Linked DNA regions of Homo sapiens: region 2 is linked to region 1. A link is a contact called in ENCODE Hi-C data. All regions are on one chromosome and are shown on one strand. The core of a region is the stretch at or near the end of the contact, and the rest is flanking DNA. Distances in the headings are between cores, read along the strand shown. Region 1 has its middle 34 kb from the start of COBL. Region 2 overlaps GRB10 (growth factor receptor bound protein 10).

Region 1 (2,700 bases), core at 87-2,586:
GTTCATACATTATGTGCTGATTTTACTTGCCACACTATCAGGATATCACTTGCAAGTTCTTAGGAGCACTTCACAATGCAACATCTTATACTGCCCACAATTTCTGGTTTAATCTGACACTAATTAGCTTTGTGACTTTGAGTAAGTCAATTCACCTTTTTGGACCAAAGCTATGGAACCCATAACATTTCAGCATATAGGGCAGGACATAGACAAGATGGATTCTTGAGGTTACTCCCAACCTGAGATCAATGATTTCAAGGAGAAAAGGCCTAGAACTCGAGCATTCACACAGAGTACAGCTAGGATTTACACAGAGACCACTAGAGTTGCGGCTACTCCTCTTCTTGGAACAATTACTTATGCGTTTTCTGTTCAAACTGTCTTAGGAGTCAGTTAAGTCACATGTGAGGAAATACACGTCTTGTCATACAATGGATTCTTTGTTTTTTTTTTTTTGGAGACAGAGTCTCGCTGTGTCACCCAGGCTGAAGTTCATTGGTGCGATCTAGGCTCACTGCAACCTCCGCCTCGCGGGTTCAAGAAATTCTCCTGCCTCAGCCTCCCGAGTAGCTGAGAGTACAGGCATGCGCCACCATGCCAGACTAATTTTTGTATTTTTAGTAGAGATGGGGCTTCATCATGTTGGTCAGGCTGGTCTCGAACTCCTAACCTTGTGATCTGCCTGCCTCGGCCTCCCAAAGTGCTGGGATTCCAGACATGAGCCACTGTGCCTTGCCCCACACAATGGTTTCTAAGATCAGTTTGGCAACTTATAGTCTATAAAACTTTGCTGCTTCATAACAATTATATAAGGTATTCATTATTGTTTATCCCTACTTTATAGTTAAGAAAAATCACATCAGAAGTTTTAAGCAAGTGCCTTAGTTTCCATTCCTGAAAATTACAAGCTGTGTGTCAAACCATTCTGACCTCAAACTCCATTGCTTCTGCCAGTAAACAAGGTCCACACCCTTCAGTTCTATTTGCCTTTTCACAATTTACAGGCCATTGCAGCTCAATTTGTTCATGTAATACTCTTTTAATTCAATATGGTCCATACGTACAGCAAGCAAGATTTAAACACAAAAAATGTAAACAAGAGTTCAGTATACATTCCACACATGTCGCTCAGAAGCGGGGCTCTCCATGCTAGGAAAACATTCGCTAATGGAACATGCAACGGCTGCATGGGCCCTGTGTATCTGGAGTTTCCGGAAGGGAAGGATGCCAAGGCATACTTGACACCAGGGATCCCAAAAGTTCTTCCTTATGGATTGAAACTCAACACCTGCCTTCACAACGCACAGCCTGCCTATCCTTTTCCTTATTTGGAAGGTGCTATCACAGCTCATACTTGAAATATGAGCAGCCCTGCTACTGGACAAACAGTATTGTGTGTCATGGGAACATCAGATCCAGAGACACTGGGAGTGCTTATGTGCTCATTATGCTGTAAGGCTAAACTTAAGAATCTCCAACTTGGAGACCACTGGGTGTTTCAATGCACATACTTAGGGTCAAAGAAAAGCCAAGCAGGAAGTGTTGCCCAGCAGTTACAGCTGAATCAAGAAGCATAATAGGAAATATTTCCTCTTCTTCACATTTCATGAATGTAAACTGATTGGTTCATTAATAACTACTCCATCCAATCAAATCTATTTCTCTTTTCTTTGGAAATGTGCCTAAATTGCATCTGAGGAAGAGGAATGGAGTTTAATTACTACATCTTGTATGAGAGAAGTCAGACATCCTATGCCCTGTTATCTTCTCAAATTTTCTTCCACCGAAAGGAAAAGAGAAAGAATTTATAACACGTGCCCATTTACAAATACAAGTGAAAAATAAAATGGAATTTGAAAATGCATAATGGAGTATCTTTTATAGTGATATGACCACCAGTGATGTGAATACCAGATTTGCTTAACTCTCTACATTTGATAAGAATTGGGAAAGTACCCCACTGGTAACAATCCTAGCATATAATTTCTTGTTACATAACAGGCAATAGTTGTCCAAACCAGGATTGGTCTGGGAATGAGCGAGGTCTGAGATCATAAAACCTTCCCCTGGGCCCAGCACAGTGGCTCACGCCTGTAATCCCAGCACTTTGGGAGGCCGAGGCAGGCGGATCACAAGGTCAGGAAATCGAGACCATCCTGGCTAACACGGTGAAACCCCGTCTCTACTAAAAATACAAAAAAAAAAAAAAAATAGCTGGGCATGGTGGCAGGTGCCTGTAGTCCCAGCTACTTGGGAGGCTGATGCAGAATGGCGTGAACCCAGGAGGTGGAGCTTGCAGTGAGCCGAGATCGCACCTCCGCACTCTAGCCTAGGCAACAGAGCGAGACTCCATCTCAAAAACAAAACAAAACAAACAACAAAAAAACTTTCCCCTATACTATGAGGAGCTGAGGACAGAGCTGTGGAAAGGAGGTGGAGGCCAGCAACCATCACTTGCATGATTTTTTTAAATCTTTTGCTTTCAAAGTAAAAAATCTAATTTTTCAATTATTAATATCTCAGAGAATATTTATTCACGTGAAAGATAATTCATCTAAAGGTGTATAAAGAAAACAAATATTATAACCAAGTTTTTATTATAATCTTATTTTCAAATTATCTTGGACATTCAGAGTCTTTAACATAGGCTGTAAGAAATAAGCCAAACTATCTGTCTCAGATATATTTAGCATAAAA
Region 2 (2,700 bases), core at 39-2,538, 730 kb after region 1:
CCATGCGTGGGTGTCTGCAGCCTGGAGGGCATCGCTCCTCTGAGATGCTGGTCACCCTCCATTGGCAGCAACAGTGGCATCCCTGCTGTCACTCGGCAGAGTAGCCCCTCTCGCTGAGGGTGGTTTTTCCTGCCCGCTCTGTGCTGCGCTTGTGGATAAGCAGAGAACGACTCCTATGAGCAGACTGAGGTCAGGTGGCCCTTCCCAGCGTTAGCTCCTGGGGACATTCACTACTGGACGCACTTGAAAAAGTTGTTGCAAAGCCCCTTGCCCTGGTAGGTGAAGCCCTAGTGAATGATGGTCTGTTTTATGATTCCCAGTTCACTTGTCCCTTTAAATGGTCCCTTCCTATGTTAGCACTGCCCCCAGGTTCTACCTGTTGGGGATGTTTCTCAGTCTCAGTGTCTGGAGTGGAGTTCTTAGCCATGAAAACACTGTCCCTGACCCAGGCCACTCAACAGCCGACAGTAAGTCCAGCTGAGGCTGCCAGAATGGGGCAGGTTTTTTGGAAGGTGTCCCCATCCCTTCTGCCCCGAGCATGGTGAGCTGCAAGTCTCTGGAAGGTTCACCTTAGCCAGGGCAGCTTCACACATGGAGGATGCAGTGATATTAAACAGTCAGCCTGCAGACATATCAAGTAAACAAATTATATTTTAAAAGATATTTTTGGCCAGGCACAGTGGCTCATGCCTGTAGTCCCAGCACTTTGGAAGGCCAAGGCAGGAGGATCACCTGAGCCCAGGAAGTTGAGGCTGCAGAGAGCTGTGTTTGCATCACTGCACTCCAGCTGCTTGACAGAACAAGACCCTGCCTCAAAAATTAAAAAAAAAAAAAAGATAAAAGGAATTTTGAAAAATACAAATTTAAACATACAAAACTAGTATCTTGATGCCCCCTGAACTTGAAAATGGGATTGCAGATAAACCCATCCCTGGGAATGTGGGGGGCACCTGGTGCCTGGGGCTCTTGCACCCAGGCCCCAAGTAACTGTAGACATCAGGCATACTAAGGTCAGATAATCTGGGAGAGAGGCTGGAACTTACACAGAGAACACAGTAAAGAGAAGAGGGTTTCCGCCAGATCTTACAAATTTCAAGGATTTGAGGAATTCCGTTGTCCTGAGAATTAGGTTGAAACAGGAAGAGCAACAAGTCCTTTTCGGGCTGTTTACAGCTTTGTGGTTGTTCCTGGTCAGATGGGAAACACCGTGGCAGTAACTCTGGAGGTCCTGTGGCTGCCACGCTGTTGGATGCTGACAGCTGGACATGCAGAAAGGTGTGGAGGGAGAAACAGCCGGCGCCTGTTGACTCTTGCTGATTAGAGGGGGCCTTTTGCAGGCTGGTTTTATGTCCCTCTCTCCCTTTTGTATGTGAAAAGCAACAAAAGATGTCCTTTCCCCCACTAAAATTTATAAATAGAAGTCCACTTACGGCCTTATCCACACGTCAGGGCTATCTCACTGATTACTCTGTTGACAGTTTCTTAGCCTGGGAAAGCCCTGAGCTTGCTGACAGCTCTTTTCTCTCCCTTGGGTGGGCTGTGCTGAGGAATGATGGGCAGGGAGTGGCCCAAGGGCTGCAGCTCGATGTGAGGCCGAGACAGTGGGGTGCACAGCTTCCGTGCACCGGCTCTGCCATGGCCCCTCCACTGCCAACTGGCAGCACAGGTTTCTGCCGAGGAGTCACACTTTAGCTGCAAGGGTTAAGGCAAGGAAGTAAGATTCTCTTTTTTGAGTTGTCTTGATATTTAAATATTTTTTCTTGAGGAGTAGAGTAATGCCAGCATTAGTTTCAGAAATTTGAAAAATACAAATGTACTTCAAGGAATTTTTGCCCTTTCCATTTCTTGAAATTATTTTTGGAATATTATCTTGAAAAGTAGTGTTCCCATTTAACTTAGGCCATTGTAATCATATGCAGTTTATAGATAGTGATGTGATTGTTTATAATCATGCAAGGTCATTTGAAAATACATATCTTTAAATCATGGAGAAAATTAAAACTGGAGGGAAGATCTTTGAACAGATGTGCAGTCGATGGCCAACTGGAACACTGGTGCCTGGAGCATTTGTGCCAGGGGCACTCAGCTGCATCCGGAGGCTGCACAGCTCTGGATCTCTGAGAAAGGGGTCACCTGCCACGTTGTGTTCACTGACCTGCTGTGAGTGACGAAAAGGGAGTTGATGTTTTGTTTGTCTTGGGACCCACCTCTGGGGATGGTAGGCGCCCTCTGGAGTCACCAGCCTCAGAAAAGCACACTTCTGTCAGGATACACAGTCAGTTTCACAGCCCACCGGTTATCCCGAGTTCCTGGGCCCCCCTTTGCCAGGGCACCAAGCCCTCACCTGTCCACCTGGATCTGACCACCAGGGACACGTCCCCCTGTGTGTTTACACTGCCATGTGCAACTTTCCCATGATCTTTCCAGGGGAGGCGCAGGGAGACAGGAAAGTATTGTCCACAAGGATGGGCGCCTGCGTGGGTTTGGCCACCCCCTTTGGGGCTGGTGGCTGCCCCAGGCATCCTCTTTGGCTCTCCTCAGGGTTCTTTGGAGACAAAATGCCCTTCGCTTTGGAAACAGACATATCCTCCTCATTTAGGTAGCTATCACCTCCCATTTTTATTTCTCCTTATTTTGCCTGATAAAAATTTTTAGTTCTGTAAATCAACCATCAACAGGTTATTAGATTGTTGGTTTTGG

The links. Hi-C counts contacts between places; a loop is a spot of excess contacts on that map. Pooled maps may share reads with other maps.
Region 2: a loop to region 1 is called in a pooled map, with 5 times the contacts of the local background. The contact joins two enhancer-like sites. A Hi-C loop is called at or near these places in 10 of 50 pooled maps.

Annotation. Positions count from the first base shown.
Region 1 is chr7:51,348,972-51,351,671 of GRCh38, reverse strand. No RefSeq gene overlaps it. Among named protein-coding and RNA genes, the nearest start is that of COBL, 34 kb to the right of the region's middle. Within about 2 kb of position 1,336, at least 7 of the 41 ENCODE cell types and tissues checked have a DNase peak (open chromatin) inside an H3K27ac peak, as active enhancers do.
Region 2 is chr7:50,620,924-50,623,623 of GRCh38, reverse strand. The region is part of intron 8 of GRB10 (growth factor receptor bound protein 10); the gene reads left to right. Among named protein-coding and RNA genes, the nearest start is that of DDC, 57 kb to the right of the region's middle. Within about 2 kb of position 1,288, at least 4 of the 41 ENCODE cell types and tissues checked have a DNase peak (open chromatin) inside an H3K27ac peak, as active enhancers do.